Linked DNA regions of Homo sapiens: region 1 is linked to region 2. Evidence: read pairs that join two places in POLR2A ChIA-PET (ENCODE). Cell type or tissue: PC-9. All regions are shown on one strand. Each heading gives the region's core, and the rest is flanking DNA. Links, peaks and the distances in the headings are about the cores only. Region 1 has its middle 16 kb from the start of SGO1. Region 2 overlaps KAT2B (lysine acetyltransferase 2B).

Region 1 (5,390 bases), core at 209-5,208, 94 kb before region 2:
CAGCCATTAGAATCAAGTACTATTCAAATAATTTAAAACATAGGTTTCAAATTTCTATATCACAAAATGCTACACCAAGTTTTTATATTAGAATGAAGCATCCGAACACATAATGATTCAAGGCTTAAAATAATGTACTTATCCAGAACCAAGATTCAGCAGCTCAAGGCTCCTGGTCTCCCAAAACAATTCTCAAGATGAACTGCCCATTCTCTTCTTTCTATTATCCAGTTTCTAGACAGTGGCTGGTTACTCTTGTTGATCACCTAGCAAGTGATCTCCAACCCTTTATCTACATGTATCACCAGTGGTTAAAAAAAAATTGAATATGTACCTCCATTTATTTGTTTACAAGTTACACACGTGCTATTCTTTGGACAAATCATCTGTATTATGTAACATATACAAAAGTCAAAATTTTAAGTCATGAGAGATTCTGCAATGTAAGTGGCATTACCCTTTAGAAATGTCATCATCATGAAAGAAAGGGAGATTTAGGAACTGTTCCAAGTTGGAGTAACAAATGTATGACCCTTGATTGGATTCTGAAACTCCAAAGAAAATTTTGGAGAAAATAAGCAATGTTTGAATGGGATCTGTGGATTAGATGGTAGTGTTAGATAAATGTTGATTTCATAATTTTGATTTTGGAACTGTAAATATGTGCCAAATATTAAGAGATTTTGTCTGCAACTTATTTTCAAGTGGCACAGGGGGAAAAACCTACAGTGATGTGATGTGATGTGATGTGTGTGTGTGTGTGTGTGTGTGTGTGTGTGTGTGTGTGTGTGTGTAGAGGAAGAGAGAAAGAGGATGCAAATATGGACAATGCTAACAACTGGGAAATCTGGCTGAAGGATATAAACAGCTCTTTGGCCCTTTGTACTACTTTTGGCACTTTTCTGTAAATTTCAAATTGTTTTAAAACAAAAAAGGTAAACAATGTAACATAAATCAAACAAAACAGAAACATCCTTTAAAAAGATGAGACAAGCTTGGGCAACATAGCAAGACACCATTTTTACAAAAAAATAAAAAGTAAAATTAGTCTGGTGTGGTGGCATGAAGCTGTAGCCCCAGCTACTCATGAGGCTGAGACAGGAGGACCGTTTGAGCCCAGGAGCTCAAGGCTACACTGAGCTATGATCCCACTACTGCACTCCAGCTTGGGTGACAGAGTGATTGTGTAATTCTTCTTCCTTATGAAACTATTCCAGAAGAAAACCTTTAGTGATCTTTTTATTAATTAAAAAAAGTTTCCAAATTGTAAAACCAACTCCACTCTTAAAACGTTAGATTTAATAATTTAAAAGTGACTTTTTGTAGGCTAACATTTAATATTTGAGAATTAATGAATTATAAATAATTTAACAAATACATTTAATTGCTATTCATGGCTGTTCAAAAGATTTAAATTATTTAATTTATTAAAGCAATGTTATAAAAAATTATAGGCACGGTGGCTGACGCCTATAATCCCAGCACTTTGGGAGGCCAAGGTGGGCAGATTGCCTGAGGCCAGGAGTTCAAGACTAGCCTGGCCAACATGGTTAAACCCTGTCTCTACTAAAAATTTAAAAATTAGCTGGGCATGGTGGCGGGCACCTGTAATCCCAGCTACTCGGGAGGCTGAGGCAGAGAATTGCTTGAACCCAGGAAGCGGAGGTTGCCATGAGCTGAGATCGCGCCACTGCACTCCAGCCTGGGCAGCAGAGCAAGACTCCATCTCAGAAAAAAAAAAAAAAAAGCAATGTTCATATTCTCTCAAGAAATAAAATAGAAATGATTTTCTATTAGGTGTTCCAAATCTTGATCATATCTAATTATTTTCCACATTCTTGGTGTCCTTTCTTTCTGTCAAAATAGAAGTAACATCCTAGGAGTATTCAAGATACTAATTACTATGTAGTAGAATGTGATTAACAGTTTGGGCTGCAAAAAGAATTGTTCTTTCTTAGACCGCCTCCTTTACCTCATCTTCATTCTGATCCCAAAAGCATGGTAAAATGATGCAGTAGAGTTATTATTTAGCAACCAGTGTCATATAATAATTCCCTGCTGCCTCCTTCTTTCAGCTACCTCCTTCTTTCACCTTTTCTGACTGCTTCTGATTCATAAAAGGGAAAGCATTCCATCAAGAAAAACACAGGGGTATGAAGGGAGTGTTCACTGACTTAAGAAAAGCATGTGAATAATGAGTACATGGTCACTTTAATTACACAAGCAGACCAAAAAATACATGCAGATAAACATTACGCTTTTATTTGAGCATTTATATTTCACCGGAATGTGATACAAATTGCAGTGAGGACTTGTGTATTTCTGAAATAAAGTCCTTGACATTGCAGTATTTCTCTCAACAGCAACATTCCCCAAACACAGAGAGCCATTTAATGTAGGTACCTACAGATGGCCAAATTCCTCTCAAAGTCTGTCCCAAATCTACTATAAACAAGACGTTGCTGAGTACTGTGTCCTACATAGAGAGGTAGCTAAAAGAGAAAGCTATGTATACGAAGTCACTATTCAGCAGTTTGCCCATGCACAAATAATGAATAATGAGCATCATCAACGAATACTCATACACGGATACAGAAGACTGAAGTATCTTTGAAATATCCCACAAACAAGGGCAAACTAAGACTCTTGAACACACATACACAAAGCCACTTTTGCTTCAAATAGAATAACCTTACACAGTAGTCTCTCACTTATCCATGGTTTCAGGTATCAGTGGCCAAACAGCAGGGTGAGTACAGTACAGTAAAATATTTTGAGAAAGAGAGCGAGAGAGAGATCACATTCACATAACTTTTAATACAGTATATTGTTATAATTGTTCTATTTTATTATTAGTTACCTTTATCAATCTCTTACTATGTCTAAACTATAAATTAAATGTGCGCATAGGAAAAAACATAGTACATGTAGCATTCAGTATTAACTGAGTTTTCAGGCATCCACTAGTAGGCTTAGAAGATATCCCTTGAGGATAAGGGAAGACGCTATAATTACAAAAACAAGCAGTATGATTTGGCTGAGTTGTTAAAATTGTTATACTTTTTATATCATTTCCTTAATCGTTTTTCTATTTGAAAGTGGTAACAAAAAAGTCAAAGATTTTTTGTCAATGATTATGTTTCCCATGATATAAGAACTTGATGATATAGAAAGGCAAAGAAGTGGGTTACAAGGTTTTTAAAAAGCCAGAATGTTGTGACCTTACACATATCAAGGAATCATAGAGGAAATTAAAAGATAATCAGCTATATGATACAGCAGAACATAGAAAATTCAAAATGTTTATTCCAATAACAAAAGGGGGAGAAAAAGAACAAAACCTACAGTCTGTTCCTTACACTTGCCAATGACCTCCAGCCAAAGACTGCCAGGAACACATCTGCAGTTGAACAAATTTGGGATCCTTGACTTCTAGCAATGGAGAACCATGCAGGGAACTATGGGGCAATCTCAGTAAGAGGTATTAGAAAGAGCTTATTATTAGGATTAGAGTTTGATTAGGTGAGTTGGGGAAGAGTTCCAGAAAGCAGGGCTGTGCTCTGGATTGGACATTATCAGGAAGTGGAGTAATTCTGTGATTGGGTCCTTAATTCTTGTCTGTTTTAGATGATGAGATGATTGGGGTGAAGCTAAAGCTGTCATTGTTTTTTTTTTTTTTAAAGTGGCAGTCAGTTATATCAGCCAGGATATGGAGATGTTTGGCCATTTTTGTGGTTTGGATAATGCTCATGTTTTTGTCTGTGTTCAACCCTGACTATAGAGTGGTTTTGTTTTGGTCTTGGTCCACCATGGTCACAGAGTGGCCTTGTCCAGTGTTGGTGTTTATGTTCAGCAACACCATGGTCCAGCTGTGTGTGCCAGGACACTTTCCAGCTGTCAGGGTCTGCTTTTCTCTTTCTCACACTTATAAAATGTGAAAATACTTCAGCAAAACTTCTGGAAATACTCAGTGCTCAAGATTGAGATGAGTTTTACATAGAATATATTCCATTATTCCTAAGACATTATGATGCTCCAGGCAAATTTACTGAGCAATAATATAATTTGAAGTAGGAAATAATTCAAGGGATCATCGCATTCATCTCCTTGCCTCCAGGGTTGATTTCTGCATCTTAAAAGTACCTCATATAAAAATTATACAGTTTCTATTGGCAAGTCTGTTATGATAATAAAGATCTCAAATTCTGCCTCATTAAATGATAAGGTAATTTCTTCTTTCTTTCTCTGTGGAGATAGATGACAACCAGCCAAATACCCTCTTCATGGTAACACTTTAAAACATACAAAACCTTTGCCTTCTCTTCTCTGGAAAAAAGTAGCCTCTTTTCCCAAGGGAGCTATTTTATGTCTCTCAAATTGGTCTGCATCTCTCCATTTGCTGCCACCACCTTAGTGTAAGCCCCTATCACTTATTATCTGGGGCACTACAGTACTTCCTAAGTGGTCTCCCCTATCCCTCCTGGAACAGCTGCCCACCCACTTCCACACTGTTGCCAGAGTGATCTCTCAGTTCATTTCACTAATGCGCATAAGTTTCCCCGATTTCTCAAAAGGCAAATCTAAACTCCTTAATCTCACCCAGAAGGTCCTGCCTTCCTGATTTTCCACCAGTCAAATTCTCCAACACTGATCCCTCTCTGCACTCTAGCCACACGAAACATCTTTTAATTCTGGGAAATCCATGCTCCTTCAACCTCAGGGCCTCAGCCCATTGTCCTCCTTCCTGGAATGTGCTTTCCCTTCTACTTTATCCAAATGACTTCTCCCCATCTTCCAGATCTCAGTTTAAACATCCTGACAACCACCCCTAGATTTGTACCGGTTCCCCTTATTAGACGCATTCTTAGCATCCTGTACTTCATCTAGCATGCATTACAGTTATAATTAACTAATTGACATGTGAGTTGCTTGTCTCCAAAAGACAGAGACAGCCCCTATCCCATTCATTACCATCTCCTCAAGGCCCACTTAGGGAAGTGATTTCATTGGGTAGGCATTCAATAAACATTTGCTAAACAAATGACCAAATGCATTTAATAATTTATGGCCTGAGCCCTCTTCAATTTCTACACATTATCCTTGAAACTAAAAATACCATTTAAAAGTGGCCTAACATTCTGAATACGGCAGTAGAATTTTATCCAGGACCCCATAGGTCCCATTTACATTAGAAATAATAATGCCATTTCATGGTATTGGTTGATTGACATATAGATTTACATCACCAGTTCATTCCACCAATGACTTAAGATAATATAGTACCTTACACTATTATTGACCATAATTCAGGTTATTGTGCCCAAGCCCTGACTTATGGTAAAGTCCCTTTGTTAGGATCCTCTACTCTTTTTTTATTTATTAACTATATT
Region 2 (5,390 bases), core at 305-5,304:
ACTTGTGTCTAATTCTGTTAAAATCACCTTATTCTGCAGCATCATACAGTGAGTCCTGGAATGAAACAGCCCCTGGGATCAAATTCCAGCTGTGTCACTTAACTAGCTGCATAACTTTGAAAATTTGATTACGCTATTTAGCCTTTCCTTCCTTACCTGTAAAATGGGGACAACAATAATACCTACTTCATTGGGTTCTTGTGAGCATTAAATGAAATACTGTATATAAAATGCATAGTATAACTGGAGTTACTGGCACATTAATGGTAGTTTAGATAAAAGAAAAAATTAAAGGAGAAGCTGAGGAAGACCCTTTTGTGAAAGAATCAGAATTAACCACCTAGTCCTTTGAGTAAAATGTAAGATTTATTTAAAATGCCTACACAGCACTTATCGGAGGTTTGGTGGGAAGATAATGATCTTCAGGACTGTTTAAAACTCAGTCAAAAATGTAGGAAGTATTAAGCTTCTACCATTTGTCGCCTAGGTACATTTTTCAACGACTCAGACTCAAAGTCAAAAATGCACCTCAGCATCACTGCACGACGCTGGAGGAGGACCCAGACCAGAGGGAAGCCAGGACTTTTCTTGAGATGTGACCACAGTTCTAGGGTACACTGACAATACAGGTCATCTAATTTAGAAAGTGCATTCGGCCAACATACAGTGGAGAGTAAAAGTCTATTCAAAAATAAACCTCTTTTTCTTTCTTTTTCTTTCTTTTTTTTTTTTTTTTTTTGAGACAGGGTCTCACTGTGTCACCAAGGCTGGAGTGCAGTGGTACAATCTCGGCTCACTGCAACCTCTACCTCCTGGGCTCAAGTGACCCTCCTACCTCAGCCTGCCAAACAACTGGGACCACAGGCATGCACCACCACATGTGGCTAATTTTTTCTTATTTTTTGTAAAGACGGGGTTTCACTATGTTGCCCAGGATTGTCTCGAACTCCTGGACTAAAGAGATCCACCCACCTCGGCTTCCCAAAGTGCTGTGATTACAGGCATGAGCTACCAAACTGAGACAACCCTATTTTTTTTTTATCTCCCAGAAGTGAAGATGTGAATTTCCCAGGACCCAAAAACATAAATATAACAGTGGTAGCCATGGAGGGTGGCACCAAACGAGGAAAAGGTCAAAAAGCATTATTCCACAGATTCTTATTCCTTCAGAGCAGACCCAAATCATCCTCTTCTAGGAAAGGACTGCCTTCCAAAAATCAAACCTCTCCTCCCTATGTGCTTTCCTGTTCTCCTTTCAAATGGGAGACAGCTTTCTAATGCGCCCAAGCTGCTACAAAAAGCTCCCAATGAACTTTGAGCCCTTTAATGAAGAGAGGAATAATATTAATTTATTCATGCTCCTGACTTTTTTTTTTAAATCTTATTCTGCATTATAAAATATTTTGCCTGTATGTGTGCTAGTGGTGGAAATGGTGGTGGCTGTGGCAGTGGTTCACCTTTGGAGAAAAAGCTTTCATTAGTGTTAGTTCATCTGCCTACATTAAAAATTAACCTAAAATTTCTGCTACTATTTCTATGTCTTCTCTCAACTTTTTTCCTTTAATAATTTACACCCAAATGTTGTTTATGTTTACAATACTGAAATGGGTATCTTAAGTGTTAATGTTGTCTTTTGTCTGAAACAGTGATCTTGGTAGCAGAAAAAAATTATAAAGTGCATTTATTTTGTAATTCATAAGGTGCTTCATATAGAAATTCATTGCTTTCAAAGCCAATTGTTTGCTAGATGTTAGTCTGTGGCCACTTAATTAAGTTAAAAGAATGGGCTGGCTAGGCATGGCATGGTGGCTTACACCAGTCATCCCAGTGCTTTGGAAGGCCCAAGCAGGAAGATCGCTTGAGCCCAGGAGTTCAAGACCAGCCTGGGCAACATAGTAAGACGCCCATCTCTACAAAAAGTTTAAAAATCAGCCAGATGTATTGGCACATACCTATATTCCTAGCTACTTGGGAGGCTGAGGAGGTAGGATCACTTGAACCTAGGAGTTCTAGGCTGCTGTGAGCTATGATTGTGCCACTGCAATGCAGCCTGGGTGACAGAGTGACAGAATGAGACACTGACATGCTATCTATCTATCTATCTATCTATCTATCTATCTATCTATCTGGGGCTGAGGGGAAGTCAGATCAAATAACTAGTAATGAAACCATAGAGTTAAACAGTCACAGATCTTCATAATCAGAAGTTCAATTTCGTGAGACTTAGGCAATCACAAGACTATCTGTAAGAATTAATATGGTCATGTCTTTCATGTCTTGCTTAACAACGGGAATACATTCTGAGAAATGAGTCAGGTGATTTTATCATTGTGCAAACACTGGAGAGTGTACCTACACAAACCTAGATGGTAGAACCTACTACACACTTGGCACCTAGGCTCTATGGCAGAGGTCCCCAACTTTTTTGGCACCAGGGATTGCTTTCATGAGAGACAATTTTTCCATGGCTGGGGGTAGAAGGGATGGTTTCCAGATGAAACTGTTCCACCTCAGATCATCAAGCATTAGACTCTCAGAAAGAATGTACAGCTTAGATCCCTCACATGCACAGTTCACAATAGAGTTCAGGCTCCTATGAGAATCTAATGCCACCACTGATCTGACAGGAGGTGGAGCTCAGGCTGTAATGCTCACTCGCCCACCACTCACTTCCTGCTGTGCAGCCCGGTTCCTAATGAGCCACGGACCTATGGTGGACCATGGCCCAGGGGTGGGGGACCCCTGCTCTATGGTCTAGTCTATTGCTCTTAGGCTGCAAACCTCTACAGCATATTACTGTACTGAATACTACAAACGACTGTAACATAATGGTAAGTATTTGTATATCTAAATATACCTAAACATGGAAAGGTACAGCAAAATTTTGGCATAATCTTAAAGGACTACTGTCATTATATGTGGTCCATTGCTGACTAAAATGTTGTTATGCAGATCCTAAATTTTAAAAATAACAAAATATGTCCAATCTTCTGCAATGAAAGGTTTAAAGATTTATTGTCCAATAAAGCTTTCACTGATGATGGGGATGATTCTATGTCTCTGCTATCCAATACAGTAGCCACCAGCCATTGGTAACTATTGAGCACTTGAAATGTGGCTAGTATGACTGAGTTTAACTTTTAATTTTATTTAATCAATTTCAATTTTACTTTTAAATGGAAACAGTGTAAAATGTTTTCCCATTAAACACAACTTGATTGTTCTAGTAGGACTCCATTTAGTTTTAATTGTTTAAAATTTAGCTACTGAATTAAGATGTGTGAAAAATACACACTGGATTTGGCCGGGTGCAGTGGCTCACACCTGTAATCCCAGGACTTTGGGAAGTTGAGGCAGGTGGATTACCGGAGGTCAAGAATTCAAGACCAGCCTGGGGAACATGATGAAACCCCATCTCTACTAAAAAATATAAACATTAGCCAGGCATGGTGGCAGGCGCCTGTAGTCCCAGCTACTTGGCAGCCTGAGGCAGGAGAATCGTTTGAACCTGGGAGGCGAAGGTTGCAGTGAGCTCAGATCATACCACTGCACTCCAGCCTGGGAAACACAGCAAGACTCCAACTCAAAAAAAAAAAAAAAAAAAAGGAAAAAGCAAAATAAACACTGGATTTGGAGGTTTGAAGGACTCAGTACTAAGAAAGTAAGTATACATCCTTAATAATTTTTCACAATGGTTACATGGTGAAATTATATTTTTGTGGGTTTTTTGTTTTTGTGGTTTTTTTTTTTTTTTTGAGACATAGTATTGCTCTGTGCCCCAGGCTGGAGGGCAATGGCATGATCTCGACTCACTGCAACTTCCACCTCCCCATTCAAGCAACTCTCCTGCCCCAGCCTCCCAAGTAGCTGGGATTACAGGTGCCCGCCACCATGCCTGGCTAATTTTTGTATTTTTAATAGAGACAGGGTTTCACCATGTTGGCCAGGCTGGTCTTGAACTCCTGACGTCAAGTGATCCATCCGCCTTGGCCTCCCAAAGTGCTAGGATTACTGGCGTGGGCCACCGCTCCCAGCTGAAATGGCATTTTTTATATATTGGGTAAAAAATATATATATTATTGGCCAGGTCTGGTGGCTCATGCCTATAATCCCAGCACTTTGGGAGGCCGAGGAGGGCAGATTACTTAAGGTCAGGAGTTCGAGATCAGCCTGGCCAACATGGTGAAACGCCGTCTCTACTAAAAATACAAAAATGAGCCAGCTGTGGTGGCGCATGCCTGTAATCCCAGCTACTCGGGAGGCAGAGACGGGAATGGCTTGAACCCAGGAGGTGGAGGTTGCAGTGAGCCAAGATTGCACCACTGCACCCCAGCCTGGGAGACACAGCAAGACTCCGTCTCAAAAAAAAAAAAAAAAAAAAAAAAAAAAAAAAAAATATATATATATATATATATATATATATATATATATACATATATATATATATATACACATAAAATTCAGAATAATTTCTTATATCTATTCATTTTATACGTAGCTACTAGAAAATTTTTAATTATATATCTGGCTTGCATTTTTGGCTCATATTATATATCTACTGGACAGTGCTGATTTAGAGTCTAAACAGCATTTCCATCTGAGGAGAGATCTGCAAACGTCTAAGGCTCTAAGACTGACATTATTTCTGATACAAAGATGATAGGTTATAAATATTATCATAAAATCCTAAAAAGTTATCCAAAAGTGCTTTAACAGGTTATTCAATCTTCCCAGGGTAGAAGACAGCATAGATTGTTATTAGCTAGTAAAAATGTTCAAATAATGGGCTTTCATTCATTTCCTCAAAGTCATTTTATAGACCTCAATTTATACTTTTCAGCTTTTTCTTAACTTCCAAGATTAATCTTATTTTGTACTCTGTTAAATTCACTGTAGATTAAGACAATGAGGCTGAGTCAATGTGTGTGTGTGTGAGAGAGACAGAATGTGTGTGTGTGTGTGTGTGTGTGTGTACTTCTGGTGTTGTTTTAATAAATTGATTGATATTATTATTGCACACAGTGAGACAGAAAGAAGGAAACGGACGTGCATGAGCACATGTATTCCTCCAAAGAAGTAACTGTAGAAAAGATTTTACCTACATGACTGATTTCGGGTCTACTAAAAAGAAGCAAAATGATAGTTCGTTCATTTTTGTATGTCTAATAAAGATGGTATTTGCATGCTATTTTCTTACTGTTCAAATAACTCCCAGATTTTTCACATCATGATGATGATTTGTAACTTCTGTGAACAGAAATTAAAAATGTGAACACAGAAGACCATGTCATTCTACTGACTTGCTGAACTGAAAATCCTGTGGTTTTCAGGAATAAACTGATCTGCCCTAGTTCACAGGGACTGAGGCCCAGTTACTTAATTAAAGTCCA

The links. ChIA-PET counts read pairs that join two places held together with the same protein. Peaks named below come from ENCODE experiments on the same cell type or tissue, not always from the same donor. Only the 100,000 strongest peaks of a DNase experiment are listed, where the experiment ranks them.
Region 1: POLR2A ChIA-PET joins it to region 2 with 6 read pairs; 3 of 35 experiments call an interaction of 5 or more read pairs at or near these places.

What each region holds. Positions count from the first base shown.
Region 1 is chr3:20,199,808-20,205,197 of GRCh38, reverse strand. No RefSeq gene overlaps it. Among named protein-coding and RNA genes, the nearest start is that of SGO1, 16 kb to the right of the region's middle. In PC-9, for the core only: no CTCF peak of the experiment used is centred there; no DNase peak of the experiment used is centred there.
Region 2 is chr3:20,106,022-20,111,411 of GRCh38, reverse strand. All of the region lies in intron 5 of KAT2B (lysine acetyltransferase 2B), which reads right to left. Among named protein-coding and RNA genes, the nearest start is that of MIR3135A, 29 kb to the left of the region's middle. In PC-9, for the core only: no CTCF peak of the experiment used is centred there; a DNase peak (open chromatin) is centred at 2,321.